2 separate regions of the Homo sapiens genome follow, and region 2 is linked to region 1. A link is an interaction called in ENCODE POLR2A ChIA-PET data of the cell type or tissue named here. Cell type or tissue: OCI-LY7. All regions are shown on one strand. Links, peaks and the distances in the headings refer to the core of each region. The heading gives the core; the rest is flanking DNA.

Region 1 (9,137 bases), core at 2,065-7,064:
GGCTCAAGGGATCCTCCTATCTTGGCCTCCCAAAGTGCTAAGATTACAGGCATGAACCACTGCGCCCAGCTTGAGTTGTTAAAAAAATTTTTTTTGTAGAGATGGGGTCTTGCTATGTTGCCTGGGCTGGTCTTGTACTCCAGACCTCAGCCAGTCCTCCCACCTCAGTCTCCCAAAGTGCTAGGATTACAAGTGTGAGCCACCACGCCTGGCCTAGACTAGACTGTTGATGATGGAGTGGGATGTATCTCTTCATATCCAAGAACCACTTACCCTGTTATTAATTCGACAGTTTTTATTAAATCAACTTATTTTGTTTTATTTTTTGTTTATAGAGACAGGGTCTTGCTATGTTGCCCAGGCTGGTCTTGAACTCCCCAGCTCAAGCAATCCTCCTGTCTGGGCCTCCCAAAGTGCTAGGATTACAGGTGTGAGCCCCCATGTCTGGCCTGAAATAAACGCAGTGTTTTTTTTTTTTTGAGACAGTCTTGCTCTGTCGCCCAGGCTGGAGTGCAGAAGTGTGGTCTTGGCTGACTGAAACCAGGCAAAATCTGGGCCGGGTGTGCTGGCTCATGCCTGTAATCCCAGCACTTTGGGAGGCCAAGGCAGGGGGATCTCCTGAGGTCAGAAGTTCAAGACCAGCTTGGCCAACATGGTGAAACCCTGTCTCTACTAAAAATACAAAAATTAGTCAGGTGTGGTGGTGCACGCCTGCAATCCCAGAGCTACTGAGGAGGCTGAGACAGGAAAATCGGTTGAACCTGGGAGGCAGAGGTTGCAGTGAACCGAGACCGCACCATTGCACTCCAGCCTGGGCAACAAGAGCGAAACTCAGTCTCAAAAAAAAAAATCTAAATAGGCCAGGCACGGTGGCTCATGCCTGAAATCCCAGCACTTTGGGATGCCGAGACAGGAAGGTCACTTGAGCCCAGGAATTCAAGACCAGCCTAGGAAACAGAGTGAGACCCTCCATCTCTACTAAAAATTAAAAAAATTAGCCCAGTGTGGTAACACATGCCTGTAGTCCCAGCTACTAGGGAGGCTGAGGCGGGAGGATCGCTTGAGTCTGGAAGGTGGAGGCTGCAGAGAGCCGTGATAGCACCACTGCATTCTGGCCTAAGAGAAAGAGCCAGACCCTCACACCTAATCCCAGAACTTTGGGAGGCCGAGGTGAGCAAATCACGAGGTCAGGAGATCAAGACCATCCTGGCTAACACAGTGAAGCCCCGTCTCTACTAAAAATACAAAAAATTAGCCGGGTGTGGTGGCAGGTGCCTGTAGTCTCAGCTACTCGGGAGGCTGAGGCAAGAGAATGGCGTGAACCTGGGAGGCGGAGCTTGCAGTGAACCGAGATCATGCCACTGCACTCCAGCCTGGGTGACAGAGCGAGACTCAAAAAAAAAAAAAAAAAAAAAAAAAAAAAGCCAGACACTGTCTCAAAAAAAAAGAAAAGAAAAGAAAAGAAAAACCTGAAATACTTATTTCAGCCTGATAGAGTCCATTGAGGAGAGAACAGGAACAGGAGAGAAAGGGGAGATGGTAGCGATAAACATGCCTTCGAGAAATTTTACTAAACAAAGGAGCAGAGAAATGGGACCCTCTGTGGAATGACATCCCCAGAGGTGTCTAGCTAGATAAGACAGTAAGATTTGCCGGGCACGGTGGCTCACGCCTGTAATCCCAGCACTTTGGGAGGCTGAGGCGGGCGGATAACTTGAGGTCAGGAGTTCGAGACCAGCCTGGCCAACATGGTGAAACCCCATCTCTATTGAAAATACAAAAATTAGTGGGGCATGGTGGGCAGGCCCCTGTAATCCCAGGCAGGAGAATTGCTTGAACCTGAGAGGTGGAGGTTGTAGTGAGCCAAGATCGCACCACTGCACTCTAGCCTGGGTGACAGGGCAAGACTCCGTCTCGAAAAAAAAAAAAAAAAGATTTAAGTGCATGTTGACACCTTGTATCGTCCCAGGATTTGGGGCCTGGGTCTTGCCTTGTTTCTAGATAATCTGGTTCAGTGCCAAGATTTTAAATAGCATCTCCATGCTGATGACTTCCCTATTCATATCTCCTGTCTCCTGCACACATCCAAATCTACAGACTGGCTGGCGTTCTCAGCCATCAATTGTCCAGAACAGAACTCTTGACTGGCTCTTGTCCCACCCTCTGCCCCTTCCATACGGCTTCATAAGGATGAGAGTAAGGAGTGGTCCTTGTTCTCTTTTTCCTCTCACTTGGCTTCCAGGCCATTAGCAAGCATTGAGGGCTCCCACCCTCACCCCCATCTCTACTGCTCCCATCTTTTAGTCTCTCTGTCTCCACCCGTGGCCCATGAATCACTTTTCCACTCAGCAGTCAGGCAGATCTGAAAAAGTAAATCAAGTCACGCCAGTCTTCTACTTAAAATTCAACATTTTTATCCAGGACAACCAGAATAAAAACCAAATTGGCCAGGTGCAGTGGCTCACGCCTGTGGTCCCAGCACTTTGGGAGGCCGAGATGGGCGGATCACGAGGTCAGGAGATCGAGACCATCCTGGTTAACACGGTGAAACCCCATCTCTACTAAAAATACAAAAAAATTAACCGGGCATGGTGGCGGGTGCCTGTAGTCACAGCTACTCGGGAGGCTGAGGCAGGAGAATGACGTGAACCCGGGAGGCAGAGCTTGCAGTGAGCTGAGATCACGCCACTGCACTCCAGCCTGGGCGACAGAGCAAGACTCTGTCTCAAAAAAAAAAAAAAAAAAAGAATAAAAACCAAATTTTTTTTTTGAAATAGGGTCTTGCTCTGTCACTCAGGCTGAAGTGCAGTGGTGTGATCACAGCTCACTGCAGCCTGGATCCTCCTGCATCAGCCTCCCAAGTAGCTGGGACCACAGGTGTCCCCCACCACGCCTGAGTTTCTTTTTTTTTTTTTTTGAGATGGAGTGTCTTGCTTGTCACCCAGGCTGGAGTGCAATGCCAACATCTCAGCTCACTGCAACCTCCACCTCCCGGGTTTAAGCAATTCTCCTGCCTCAGCCTCCCAAGTAGCTGGGATTACAGGTGCATGCTACCATGTCTGGCTAATTTTTATATTTTTAGTAGGGACAGGGTTTCACCATGTTGGCCAGGCTAGTCTCGAACTTCTGACCCCAGGTGATCCACCCACCTCGGCCTCCCAAAGTGCTGGGATTACAGGCATGAGCCACTGCACCTGGCCTAATTTTTTAATTTAAAAAAAATTATTATTATTATTATTATTTTTTGAGACGGAGTCTCGCTCTGTCACCCAGCTGGAGTGCAGTGGCATGATCTCAGCTCACTGCAACCTCTGCTTCCTGGGTTCAAGCAATTCTCTGCCTCAGCCTCCAGAGTAGTCAGGATTACAGGTGTCTGCCACCATGCCTGGCTAATTTTTGTATTTTTAGTAGAGACGGGGTTTCACCATGTTGACCAGGCTGGTCTTGAACTCCCAACCTCATGATCTATCTGCCTTGGCCTCCCAAAGTGCTGGGATTACAGGTGTGAGCCACTGCGCCTGGCCAATTTTTTAATTTTTATATTTGTTTGTAGAGATGGGGGTCTCCCTGTGTTGCCCAGGCTGGTCCTGAACTCCTGAGCTCAAGCAATCCTCTGGCCTCAGCCTCCCAAAGAGTTGGGATTACAGGTATGAGTCACTGTGCCTGGCCCCAGACTCTCTTCAGTGGCCTCCAAGTTCCTCCATGATCTTTTCCTGGCCTCTGATTTCATCTCATACATTCTCTGCCTTCTTCATCATTTTGTTCTCCAAGAGTCTATCCCCTGCCACGCCCACACCACCCCCACCACTGGCACCTCTTGAATTTCTCAAACTAAGATTCCTTTCCAATGGCATATTGCGTGGGATTCTCTCTTCCAGTATCTGCACATGGCCAGTTTCTTTTCATCCATCTCAACTTAAACATCACAGGTAGATGCTTTTGTGCAAACACAACCTCCCTGTCCACTCTGCCCCACATCCACATGTGGCCTTGTCATGTGGCCACGCCTAGCTGCAAAGAAAGCTGGGAAATGTAATACTTAATTGGGCAGCTCTGTGCTTCCTTTTAGTCACATCCCCCAAGGGCAGCACTATCTTGATTACTCACCGTGACATGCGATTTACATTTACACAAATAGCCTCCGGTTTTTTTTTTTTTTTTTTTTTTTTTTTTTGAGACGGAGTCTCGCTCTGTCGCCCAGGCCGGACTGCGGACTGCAGTGGCGCAATCTCGGCTCACTGCAAGCTCCGCTTCCCGGGTTCACGCCATTCTCCTGCCTCAGCCTCCCGAGTAGCTGGGACTACAGGCACCCGCCACCGCGCCCGGCTAATTTTTTGTATTTTTAGTAGAGACGGGGTTTCACCTTGTTAGCCAGGATGGTCTCGATCTCCTGACCTCATGATCCACCCGCCTCGGCCTCCCAAAGTGCTGGGATTACAGGCGTGAGCCACCGCGCCCGGCCGCCTCCTGTTTTTTTTTTGAGACGAGTCTCGCTCTGTTGCCCAGGCTGGAGTGCAGTGGCGCGATCTTGGCTCACTGCAAGCTCCGCCTCTCAGGTTCAAGCCATTCTCCTGCCTCAGCCTCCCGAGTAGATGGGACTACAGGCGCCCACCACCACGCCCGGCTAATTTCTTTTTTTCATTTTTAGTAGAGATGGGGTTTCTCCATGTTAGCCAGGATGGTCTCGATCTCCAGACCTCATGATCCACCCGCCTCGGCCTCCCAAAGTGCTGGGATTACAGGCGTGAGCCACCACGCCCAGCCAGCCTCCTGTTATTTATACTTACTCTTCACTCTGTTTTGAATATCTCTTTTACTCCAATGCTGATGAGTTCCTGTCACCTGGATTCCAGGACTTGCCTCAGATCCTAGCCTTCCAGAAGCCTAGTTTCAGCCTTTTTTTTTTTTGAGACGGAGTCTCACTCTGTCGCCCAGGCTGGAATGCAATGGTGTGATCTCGGCTCATTGCAACCTCTGCCTCCCAGGTTTAAGCAATCCTCCTGCCTCAGCCTCCCTAGTAGCTGGGATTACAGGCGTGCACCACCACGCCCAGCTAATTTTTGTATTTTTAGTAGAGACAGCGTTTCGCCATATTGGCCAGGCTGGTCTCAAACTCCTGACCTCAGGTGATCCGCCCATCTTGGCTTCCCAAAGTGCTGGGATTACAGGGATGAGCCACCACACAAGGCCTCCAGCCTTTCTTTTGAGTCAATAAGCTACACCATATTCTACCAATATTTTTACTTGAGTCAGCAGTGGTTTCCTACACCTGCAACTCAAGAACTCTAAGGGTTACTGCCTCCATTGTTTGTTAAGGCACCACAAGACTTTGCTGAACTGTACATAATGCTTTAGGTCAATAAAATAATCATCATCATAATGACAACTGAGGAGAAAGTCATGATAATATCAACCTATTGAGCACTATGGTTTTTTTGTTTTATTTTGTTGAGACAGGGTCTCTGTCACCTAGATTGGAATACAGTGGTGTGATATTAGCTCACTACAACCTCTGGCTCTTGAGCTCAAGCCATCCTCCTGCCTCAGCCTCCCGAGTAGCTGGGACTATAGGCACGTGCCACCATGCCCCGCTAATTTTTTTTTTTTTTTAAGTAGAGACGAGGTCTTGCTATGTTGCCCAGGCTGGTGTCGAACTCCTGGGCTCAAGCTGGGCTCAAGCTATCCTCCTGTCTCAGCCTCCCAGTGAGCACTATATTAGTTAGCACATAGATTCTGTACAAAGATCAAGAGAGAACAGTCTACTTTATTTCCCATTTAGTAGTCCATCTATAAGGGGTTGAGAGCTATTTGGGTGGCTTCCTGTTCTCTGGCTGGGCCCCAGGCTCCTCCTATCTTGTTGCTCAGTGTCCTCAACACATGGCTTCCACCTTAGGGACCAAGAGAGTCACTCCAGCTCCTGCAGGAAAGAAAGGAAGAGAGAGGGAGGGCACTCTCTTTTCCATTTATGGTCTTGGTCCAGGAAGTTGCCTGCATTACTTCTGTTCCCATCCCATTGGCCAGAACCTTGTCATGTGGCCACGCCTAGTTGCAAAGAAAGCTGGGAAATGTATTATTTAATTGGGCAGCTCTGTGCTTCCTTTTAGTCACATCCCCCAAGGGCAACGCTATCTTGATTACTCACCATGACATGCGTTTTACATTTACACAAATAGCCTCCTGTTACAGAGTTCTTTGGTTTTTGTTTTCACTCTGTTTTGAAGATCTCAACACGGGTCTCTGTAAATATCTAGTCCATTTCTTCGGCTTCCCCATCTTCTGTGCATTCACCACATTTTACCAAAGTACTCTCCTAGCAATGGCCCCCATATGGCCGCCTCCACACACATCACTGCCTCTTCTCCCCAGGAAGGAGATGCCGGGGCATAGGCTATGTGGGTGCAAAACACTGCCAGGTTGCTCTCCCACATAGCAGCTGCCAGCCCACACTCCTGCCAGGTGCATGTGGGGGTTCTATAGTCCCATAAAAGGTATTTTATTCATTTTTGTCATGTCTATAGTTGGACATCTGTTGTTTTTTGCATGGCCAGCATCCATTCTTCTTTTTTTGGTCACTGTGCCCTAGCATTCTTTTGGGAAACTACCTTTTCCGTCATTCTCAATCCACGTGATTCAGATGGGACTGAATCTCTTACTTACTGGTGTGACCAGGTGATGACACACTGGCCAACAACCATCTAGCACCTCCCAATCAATCCAGTGAAGGCATGTGACTCAAACTGAATCAAATTAGAGCCAGGTCAGGACTCTCACTGGAACTGTTGGGAAAAGGGCTTTCCCTTTCTCTGTGGGTGGTTAAGCTAGAGTGGGTAGAGGCCAAGACTGCTATGATCTCAGGGTAGAAGCTACCTGAGGGTGAAGCAGGCCTCCACAGAAGAAAGTATAGCTGAGAGATGAAGAGTGAGGGTAATTCTCATACTGTGAGAACCAACCATGCCTGAAGGCGACTTGCACTAGAGCTTTTATAAGTTACATAAGTTTCATAGAGTTACATAAGCCAATAAATTCCTTATTTATTTATTGAGACAGAGTCTCATTCTGTCGTTTACACTGGAGTGCAGTGGTACAATCTCAGCTCACTGCAACTTCTGCCTCCCAGGTTCAAGTGATTCTCCTACCTCAGCCTCCCAAGTAGCTGGGATTACAGGTGTGTACCACCATGTCCAGATAATTTTTTTATTTTCAGTAGAGACGGGGTTTCGCCACGTTGGCCAGGCTGGTCTCACACTCCTGGCCTCAAGTGATCCACCTGCCTCGGCCTCCCAAAGTGCTGGATCACAGGCGTGAGCCACCATACCCAGCCAAATTCTTTTTTACACAAGCCAATTTGAGTTGGGCTTAGGTCACTCAAAAGAAGTCAGACTAACCCCACCCATCCTGGTGCTAGGCATACAGTAGGTCATAGGACAAATGTTTGTTTTTTCTTTTTTTGGTAAAGAAAGGCAGACTTATTAGAGAAAGTATGAAGATACACTGCATGAAAGCAAAGGGCAGCACAGCAGAGAAGGGGCTGTCTGCAAATGTTTGTTGAATGAATGAATGAGCCCATGTGTGGGAATAAATGAGACATGACAGACAGCTACCCAGTGATGTGTAAATATCCACAGTGAGTTATCCAGGAGTTCAGGTGAGGAGCACAGGCTTACTTATTTTGCTAAATATGAATTCTAAGGCTAAACAAGACACATGTGAGCTCATTCACTCATTGCACTCCAGTTTTGTTCCTTTTGCTTTCAGATAATCAGATCACGACAGGCGCCGGCCATCACACCTGGCTTATTCTTGTATTTTTAGTAGAGATAAGGTTTCATCATGTTGGCCAGGCTGGTCTCGAACTCCTGACCTTAGGTGATCTGCCTGCCTCGGCCTCCCTAAAGTGTTAGGATTACAGGTGTGAGCCACCACGCCTGGCTCTAAAAGGGTATCTTTTTTTTTTGAGGTGGAGTTTTGCTGTTGTCACCCAGGCTGGAGTGCAATGGCATGATTTCAGCTCACTGCAACTTCCACCTGCCAGGTTCAAGTGATTCTCCTGCCTCAGCCTCTCGAGTAGCTGGAACTACAGGCACACGCCACCACGCCTGGCTAATTTTTGTGTTTTTAGTAGAGACAAGGTTTCAATGTGTTGGCCAGGCTGATCTTGAACTCCTGACTTCAAGTAACCTGGCTGTCTCGGCCTCCCAAAGTGCTGGGATTACAGACGTGAACCACTGCACCCAGCCAAGAGGGTATCTTAAGACCCCACTACATTCCCCCTAGAGGAATAGAGACTAGATAGGCACCACAGGACCCTCTATTCTGCAATTTTCTAGGTATGTTTTATTTTGAGCTGATTTTTATGAAAAGTGAGTACTGAGAAATCCTGAGTGTGGATATTAATCCCATACATCTTACAATGATTTAAATTAAAATTAAATTTGAATTTTTTTGGTCTTTTACTTGAGTATTTGTAAAAAGTAATAAATGTATTTCATTTTAAAATTACCAGTGTTCAGTCCAGGTGCAGTGGCTCACACCTGTAATCCCAGCACTTTGGGTGGCCGAGGCAGGAGGATCACTTGAGGTCAGGAGTTCGAGACCAGCCTGACCAACATGGCAAAACCCCATCTCTACTAAAAATACAAAAATTAGCCGGGTGTGGTGGCACACACCTAGTTCCTGCTCCTCGGGAGGCTAAGTCATGAGAATTGCTTGAACCCAGGAGGTGGAGATTGCAGTGAGCCGAGATCATACCACTGCACTCCAGCCTAGGCAACACAGTAAGACTCTATCTCAAAATAAATAAATAAATAAATAAATGTAAATAAAATTACCAGAGTTCAAGCACAACACAGGACATGTGTGACAGGCCTGTGTCCTTTGCATCTCTTACCTGTGATTTGCTTTTTTTTTGAGATGGAGTTTTGCTCTTGTCACTTAGGCTGGAGTGCAATGGCGAGATCTTGGCTCACTGCAACCTCTGCCTCCTGGGTTCAAGTGATTCTCCTGCCTCAGCGTCCTGAGTAGCTGGGATTACAGGCACCTGCCATCACGCCCAGCTAATTTTTTTATTTTTAGTAGAGGCGGGGTTTCACCATGTTGGCCAGGCTGGTCTTGAACTCCTGACCTCAGGTGATCCGCCT
Region 2 (9,137 bases), core at 2,386-7,385, 410 kb before region 1:
TCCTCCAATACAATAATAAAACGGTGTGGTTCGTAAGACAAAAAACTCGCTGTGCTGAAATTTTTTTTACAATTTTGTTTAGTTTTGTTTTTTATTGATACATAATAGATGGACATATTTTCAGGGTGCATGTGACTGTTTGATACGTTCATATAATGTATACAGATCAAATCAGCATAATTGGGATTTCATCCCCTTAGATATGTATCTTTTCTTTATGTTAGCATCATTCAAATTACTCTATACTCTGGCTATTTTGAATGTGTGATAAACTATTGTTAATTATAGTCACCGTACTGTTCTATTGAACACTAGCTCTTATTCCTTCTAACTGTATATTTGTACCCATTAATCAACCTCTCTTCATCCTCCCCACCACCCTTCCTGGCCTTCAGTAATCACAGTCTACTCTCTATCTTCATGAGATCTACTTTTTTAGCTCCCACATGTGATTGAGAACATGCCATATTTGTCTTTCTGTCCTTGGCTTGTTTCACTTAACATAACGACCTCCAGTTCCATCCATGTTGCTGCAAATGACAGGATTTCATTGTTTTTTATGGCTGAATAATATTCTAGTGTATATGCATACCACATTTTCTTTATCCATCCATCAATTGGTGGAGTGCGCTGACATTTGAAAAGCTTCTTTTTAGATCCTCATGGCAGAACAGGATAAGTTCACCAAACAGGAATGATTTCACGTTTTCTTGGTGTCTAGACTTTGCTCAGACTTAAATCTGTGTTTAGTCGGCCTTTGAGGAAATACAGGACAGATCCTTCTATCTCCCAGCGTGGTTGAGAGAATTAAAAGAGATCATGTAAATGTGATCAGGAAAATTGCCTGGTGTATAATAGGTGCTTGGGAAATGAGAACCATGACTAGAATTTTTGGAAGGGTTTTACTAACTCTGGAAACTGAGTTGCCTTGAGTTGCTTGTTCACATTCCTATACTCTGTGGCTAATAGTTTGCTTCTGCAAGTCACCAGTGCCTGTAGCTGTAGCTGACAGCAGGAAAGAACAATTGTCAGGTTCTCAAGTCAGGGTCATGTTTACTTTGTGAAGATTAATATTTCTGTAGCTTTGGCTTTATTAGTGCTGTTCATTTATTTGCCTCCAAAGGATGGTGTGTTTTGATTGCTATAGGTATTTTAATTGCTATAGGTATTTTAGATTTTGCAGATCTAATTCTAGGTCTAACAGAGCCCTAGAATCAGTCAAGTCCCTTTCTTCATGCACATTAATTTTGGAAAAAATAAACTTTTAAATTATCATATATTGGTGGATTATTTTATCATTATTGTATGTCCCTGTAAATCTCTAATAATGGTTTTTATTTTAAAATCTATTTGGGGTATTGTGTTGTATTCATATTATTGAATCCTTGCTTTGAATCTTGGTATGTCTTTATATTTAAAAGGGGTCTCTTGTAATAAGCATGTAGTTAGGTTTTTAAAGTCAGTCTGGTGATCTTTGTCTTTCAAGTGTTGTATTTATTCTGTTTGCATTTACTGTAACTAATGTAATATAAACATACATGAAATGTTTACATTTATTATTATTCTTTAAGTGGTTATCCTAAATATTATAGGATACATTCTTGATATATCTAAAAGTTTACTATAAATTAGTACTTTTACCATTTCCAAGAAAATGCAAGGTCCTTAAAACATGTTAATTGTATTTATCTATCCTCCTGCTCACATATTTACCCTTTTATGTTGTTCTTTATCTTTGCTGAATTTTCGTGTTTCCAGAATATTCTTTTTTAGTGCAGGTTTACTGATGGGAAACAATCTTAATTTTGGTTTGTTTCATTTTGATTTTGTCTTCATTTTGAAGTATTTTTTTGCTGGCATAGAATTCCACAGTGGCAGATGAAATTCCATTGTTTTGTGGTTTCCATCAATTCTGCTGAGAAGCTGCTTCTCAGTCTTATTATACCTTCTTTAAAGATTGTCTTTTATTCCCCCTCTGACTGCTTTTAAGATTAATTTGTGCACATGTGCAGTTTAACCATCACATACCCAGGAATGCTTTTCTCTGTATTTATCTTTGGGATTCACAGAACTTCTTGATTCCATGACTTGATATCTGTCATCCATCTGGCAAGGTCTTCTGTCAGTTTCTCTTTAAATATTGTTTCTGACTTGCTCTCTCTCTCCTCTCCTTCTGTGGCTCCTATTACATGTGTGCTAGATCTTTTACCATGTACCATGTTTCTTTTATGCTCTTTTAAACCTGTTTTTCAACCTTATTCCTGAGATCTGTTTACTGACTTACCTTCCAGTTTGCTAATTCTTTCATCTGCTACATCCAGTCTGTAGTTCAACTGATCTATTGAGTTCTTAATTTTAATTATTTCATTTCTCAGTTCTGTAATTTCCTTTTTTTTTTTTTTTGAGATAGAGTTTTGCTTGTGTCACCCAGGCTGGAGTGCAATGGTGCAATCTCGGCTCACTGCAACCTCCGCCTCCTGGGTTCAAGCAATTCTCCTGCCTCAGCCTGCCAAGTAGCTGAGATTACAGGCACCTGCCACCACACCTGGCTAATTTTTGTATTTTTAGTAGAGGTGGGGTTTCACCATGTTGGCCAGGCTGGTCTCAAACTCCTGCTTCAGGTGATCCACCTGCCTTGGACTCCCAAAGTGCTGGGATTACAGATGTGAGCCACCACACCTGACCAGTAATTTCCATTTTTAAAGAGCCTAGATTTTTTTAGCAGCATTCTCATCTTAAATCAATTTTTTTATTATATTATCACAGTTGCTAGGGACTCCGTGTTTGACAACTTCAATAGCAGAATCTCGTGAGGTTTTTGTTTTTGTTTTTTGTCTTGGTTTTTGATCATTTGGTTTTGTCTTTTTGCATGCCTGGTAATTTTTTTATTGTGTATAAAACATTGTGGAGACTCTGGAAGATGACATCTCCTCCAAAAGAAAAGTTTTTCTGCTGGCTATTGATGATAGTAGAGGCAAATCACTTTGGTCAAATATGAGATTGAGATGACTCAAGGCAGGATCTATTTTGTTTGCTGTTACTCCAAGGAAGTAATCCTTTAGGGTCCCAGTTAAAAGTTTTGAGTGTTTCTCAAGGCTCCTCATCCTTATTGGCCATGAATTCCAATTTTTGCCTTCCTGTAATTAGGCAACTGCAAAAAAGCTCTGCTTAATTTCTTGCCTTTATAGCTACCCCCTTTTTGCTTGGTTTCTCTGCCTCTCACCGCACCCAGCTTGGATATCAGCAAATGCCTCAAGGCTAATAACTTTCAACAATATGAGACTCATACCTCTGTGGTTCTCATATTTCTACAATCTTTGCTCCTGTGTCCTAACTACTTTAGTAATCCTGAACTCCAGTTTTTTTCTCCCCAGCCCCATAAGACTGGAAAACTCTAAGCTGTTGCTTTTTTTCTTCTTTGCTTATAAACTGGCAAGTGTCTTGAGGGGAAAATTGATAGAGGTCAAACTTGGTCTGTTTTTCATCTCTCTGGGATCTTGTTCCCTCAGGACCTGCCTTGGTTGACTTCCAATCCCTTAAGACAATATTTTATAGCTGTTATTTTTGATCATGATAGTGAGGTTGACTAAAAATACAAGCTATCCCGTCGTAGCTGGGAGGTGCACTCAGTTGGACAGTTTAATACATATTAGGAAAAATGGCTTATTTTTGTTTTCTTCAATATGGAGAAAAATTAAACTTTAAACCACATAAAAAGGCAGACTCTAAATGAATTGAAGACTTAAATATGAAAGGTAAAATTCTAAGTGAATAGTTTAACATGTAGACAAATTTTAAAATCCCAAGAATAGAGAAAGGATTTTTACACCTACAAAAAGAAATTATTAGGTAAATATGTAAGGATTTTTTGTTCTACAAAAGATAATAGAAATAAAGAAAACAGACAAATGAAAGACTAAGAGAAGAAATTTACAGCATTCGAAAAACACATTGAATACCTAGACTCTGTAATGCACTCCAGCAAATCAGTAAGAAAAAAAAAAAATAGAAAACCCAGTAGAAAAATGGGCAAGCATAAAAGATCTGAACAGACAATTTCCAAACATTCATATGGCCCACAATTATGTGAATATATGCTCAAACTCACTAGTAATCCTAGAAATGAAAATCAAAATAACTATGAGTTATTGCTTTCCATGCATCAGTTTGGCAAAAAGTAGAAAGTGGGGCCGTGCCAAGTGTTAGCAGGAAATTGTGAAACTGGAACCCTTATGTACTTCTGGTGGAATCTAGAATGGCACAGGAGTTATGAAGAACAGTCTGCTAGTACTTGTTCAAGTTCAGTTCACATATACTCCATAACACAGAAATCCTCCACCTTGGCTATAAATACATTTTAGGAATGTGTGTGTATACATATATATAGGGAGAGATACTGCATTTTAAAAAATGAAGATGAATGGAGATGTTCATTGCAGCATTGTTTATAAGGTGGCTGAGAGATAAAGGCTACCTAGCTGTTCACCACCAGGGCAATGCATAAATTCAATAGAGTGGGTGTGCAGTATAGAATTATAGCTACAAGCTAGATATGCATCCAGTAACATACACATGTTTAAATCAGTGCAGACTGAAAATAAACAGCCTTCTAAACAGAGTGAGATATTGTGCACATTATTCATTAAATTAAAACACATGCCACACATAAAACAACATGGCATCATTTATAAGGAAACATTTACATATTTAATATGTCAGAGTCATTGTCTAGGGCATGGTGGAAAATAAGGATAAATGGGAACTTTTAAAAATCTTGTTGGAAGAAGGTGATGGCTCAAATAAGATTTCCTTCCTCCCTGTCTCTCTCTCCCTCTGCCCCTTCTTTCCTCCCTTCCTCCAACAGATGCTAACTGGATGATGGAATGAACAAGATTCTGTGTTAAGTGCTGTGGAGGAAATAAAGATGATTTCCCCATTGGCTTGGCCTTCAAGAACCTTAGGCAAGGGCCTAAGGTGAATACACCAGAAGCCTTAGTAGCAATACTCTGTCCCAGAGTTCAGACTCATAAACACATTCCTGCTCTGCTTAAAATCAACAAATGCTGTTTTGGATGTGTAAGAGCTCTTAAGGATGACAGCAACACTCAGTAAAGTAAATAAGCTACGTGACTGAGGCCAGAAGTGTCACACTGCCGTCTCTTTCCTTAGCAGGCTTTTCTGATAATACATATGACATAGCTCTCAAATGCAAATGCCTATAGGGACCAGGAGGAAATACCAATGGAAAAAGAGGGTCAAATTTAAGAGAGTAGGGAGTGGTGGGGACTGTGACAAAATGGAGCCCATATGCCTTGACTTAATTGGGCCGCCACTGTTCAGTGCCAGCTGGTTGCTGCCATGCAAGAATAAGGCAATACTCTTGTATTTTCAAGAAAAGCCAAAAATCTAGATTTTTATGTGAAATTGTCTCATTTTTAAATATTGGCAACTACCTCAAATATTTTTAAACCCTAGGGAGTGGGGAAAACAATTCATTTTGTTTTTAACCACATTTGGTCAGTTGGCTAACAATTTGCTGCTTCTAATACTCTCATAGCATCTGGATATCTGGAAACTAGTGATATTTTTTAACCTCATTGTTTATTTTTTTAACCTTTCATTATTTGCACATACCGAAAAGAATGAAGGGAATGAGTTTAGATAAGATGCAAATTTCTGGCACCTGTAGCCAGATAAAAGATACAATGTCTACCATTTGCTAAGCACCATACAATATGCTTTGATGTATTAGAGGGAGCAAGACACCTAGGCCTCTATCCTGGAGTGCCTGTGGCATTTGAGAAACAAGAAAACAGGCACCCAGGATGCATGTATACGTGGGGACATTTTAGGACTCAACATTTATATAAACACTGGAGATATATATATAATATATCTCTATATATCTAATGTATATATTATATATTATATATAATATCTCTATATATCTAATGTATATATATACACATTAGATATATTATATATTATGTATTATATATCGATATATAATATATAGATCTATATAATATCTATATATATAATATATAATATATCTAATGTGTATATATATACATTAGATATATAGAGATATATATATCTCTCTCCAATATAAAGATATAAACAATAGAGCTGATTTGTGTATTAGCCCATTTTGCGTTGCTGTAAAGGAATACCTGATACTGAGTAATTTATTTCAAAAAGAGATTTATTTGGCTCACGGTTCTGCAGGTGGTACTAGCATGGCATCAGTATCTGTTCCGCTTCTGGTGAGGCCTTGGGAAGCTTTTACTCATAGTGGAAGGTGGAGGGCCAGCAGGCACATCCCACGGTAACAGAAGGCGCAAGAGAGATGCCCGACTCTTTTAAACAACTAGTTCTTCTGTGAACTAATAGAACAAGAACTCACTCATACCATGGAGAGGACACCAAGCCATTCATGAGGGATCCATCCCTATGACCCAAACCTCTCCCACTAGCCCCACAACACTGGGGATCACGTCACATTTTAACATGAGAGTTGAAGGGGACAAAGTCCAAACCATATCAGGGTGGGATTCTGTCATCAGATCAAAAAGTCCATGTACAGAAAGTACTTCCTATGTGCAAGCCTGAGATAAGGGCTTTCTTATTTAAAAATTATTAAGTGTTTCAGGCATACAAAGATGGGTAAAACATACAAAAGTAGGGTACCCAGCATCCTGCTTAACTGATACAGGGGTTGGCAAACTTTTGCTGCCAGATACTAAATACCTTCGGCTCTGCAGGCCACACACGGTCTCTGTTGAAACTACTCCGCTTAACACTGTGGTGTGAAAGTAACCACAGACAGGATAGTAAACCAGTGAGCAGGGCAGTGTTCCAATAAAACTTTACCTATGGACACTGAAATATGAATTTCGTGTCATTTTCACATATTATGAAATAGTATCCTTCTTTTGATTATTTTGCAACCATTTAAAAATGTGAAAGCCGTTCCAGACTTGGGTCACACAAAAACAGCTGTGGGCTGGATTTGGCTTACGGGCCATAGGTAGTGTCAGCCCCTGAATTAAAGCACTACATAGTCTGAGCCCCCCAGGTGCCACTTCCAAAATTACATCCCCTCCTACCCCCAGAGTTAGCCATTCTCTTGAAAACAGTGTTGATCATTCCTGAGTGTAATTTTGTTTTTGTGGAATGCATCTGTGTCCATTAACAGTACAGTTGGTTCCAATTCAAGGATTCAGTTAACTACAGATCAAAAATATTCGGGGAGTGGGGCAAGCACAGTGGCTCACACCCGTAATCCCAACACTTTGGGAGGCTGAGGCAGGCAGATCACCTGAGGCCAGGAGTTCAAGGCCAGCCTGGCCAACATGGCAAAACCCCGTCTCTACTAAAAATATAAAAATTAGCTGGGTGTGGTGGTGTGCACCTGTAATCTCAGCTACTCGGGAGGCTGAGGTAGGAGAATCACTTGAACCTGGGAGGCAGAGGTTGCAGTGAGCCAAGATTGCACCACTGTACTCCAGCCTGGAAGACAGAGTAAGTCTCTCTCTCTCTCTCTCTCTCTCTCTCTCTCTCTCTCTCTCTCTCTCTATATATATATATATATATATATATATATATATGGGGCAAAAAAAAAATACAGAATAAAAATAATATATGTTTTAAAACAATGCATATAACAACTGTTTACATAGTGTTTACATTGCGTTGGACATTATAAGTAATCTAGAGATGATTTAAAGTATATGGGAGGATGTATGTGGGTTATATGCAAATACTCTACCATTTTTTATAAGGTACTTGAGCACTTGCCAATTTTGGTGTCCATGGCGGGGGGCGGGGGTGGGTCCTGGAAACAGCCCTCCTGGGATACTGAGGGGCAGCTGTATTTTTGAACTTTATGTTGAATAAGCATTTAAGTTGCTATTAAAATAGTGCTTTTTTTTACATGAATCATCTTTTTAAATCTTCACCGTGACCATTTTCCAGATGAGAAAACTTTTGACTTAGAGCAGTTTGGTAACTTGCTCAAAGTAGTGGGTAGCACACTGGGATGTGAATTTGCAACCTTTTTACAATGGGATCTGAGTTTATAAGCACCACACCAGCGATCGCTACGTTGTGTTTCATTAACCAAGTAATAACTGATCTTGCCAAGGATGACCTTATGATAACGACGTGCTCACAATAAATTTAGCCTTTCTCTGAAGACAACTGCAGGTTAAATGTTACTGGTTGTAGTTCAGACCTTGGAAAATTGCTACGCCATGTACAGTGGTGTGTGCGTTAACCAGAAACCTTATTTTCTAAACCCAGTGGGTGGGAATTTATTAATATTTATTTTGAGACAGGGTCTCACTCTGTCACAGAGGCTGGAAGGCAGTGGCACGATTAGAGCTCACTGCACCTTCCATCTACCCTGGCTCAGGTGATCCTCCCACCTCAGCCTCTTGAGTAGCTGGGACTACAGGCATGTGCCACCATGCCCAGCTAACTTTGTTGTATTTTTTTGTAGAGATGGGGTTTTGCCATGTTGCCTAGGCTGGTCTTGAACTCCTGGGCTCAAGTGATCTGCCTGCCTCAGCCTCCCAAAGTGCTGGAACTGAAGGTGTGAGCCACCATGCCTGGCCAGAATTTAGAAGGAGTGACTACCAACATGGTGCAAGAATTAGAAATGTTTTCAATTAAAAAATGAGAAAGACCAAAGGAGACCTCATCCCTACTCTCCCCTGCCCGCCCCCCATAACATATTATAAAAATCATGGGTGATTCAGGAGCCAGTATGTTCTCTCTTGGTCAGGTCCACAGTGATGAGCTGTTGAGTGTTGCCACCTAGAGAGTTGTTAATGACACTTACGCCTTTTGAGCTTTTCTCCGTCCATGCAAGTAGTACCGTGTTTGTTTGTTTGGAGATGGAGTCTCATTCTGTCGCGAGGCTGGAGTGCAGTGGCGCAGTCTCGACTCACTGCAACCTCTGCCTCCCGGGTTCAAGCGATTCTCCTGCCTCAGCCTCCCGAGTAGCTGGGACTACAGGCATACGCCACCACGCCCAGCTAATTTTTATATTTTTGTTAGTAGAGACGGCATTTCACCATGTTGGCCAGGATGGTCTCGATCTCTTGACCTCGTGATCCACCCGCCTCAGCGTC

What was found. ChIA-PET counts read pairs that join two places held together with the same protein. Peaks named below come from ENCODE experiments on the same cell type or tissue, not always from the same donor. Only the 100,000 strongest peaks of a DNase experiment are listed, where the experiment ranks them.
Region 2: POLR2A ChIA-PET joins it to region 1 with 5 read pairs; 2 of 35 experiments call an interaction of 5 or more read pairs at or near these places.

The regions. Positions count from the first base shown.
Region 1 is chr20:47,386,181-47,395,317 of GRCh38, forward strand. The region is part of intron 2 of LINC01754 (long intergenic non-protein coding RNA 1754); the gene reads right to left. Among named protein-coding and RNA genes, the nearest start is that of LINC01754, 21 kb to the right of the region's middle. RefSeq lists enhancers at 5,838-5,967, 6,138-6,327, 6,588-6,637. In OCI-LY7, for the core only: CTCF peaks have their summits at 6,272 and 6,511; DNase peaks (open chromatin) are centred at 4,061 and 6,061; H3K4me3 peaks cover 1,433 bases; H3K27ac peaks cover 3,208 bases.
Region 2 is chr20:46,980,388-46,989,524 of GRCh38, forward strand. All of the region lies in intron 1 of EYA2 (EYA transcriptional coactivator and phosphatase 2), which reads left to right. Among named protein-coding and RNA genes, the nearest start is that of EYA2-AS1, 83 kb to the left of the region's middle. In OCI-LY7, for the core only: no CTCF peak of the experiment used is centred there; no DNase peak of the experiment used is centred there.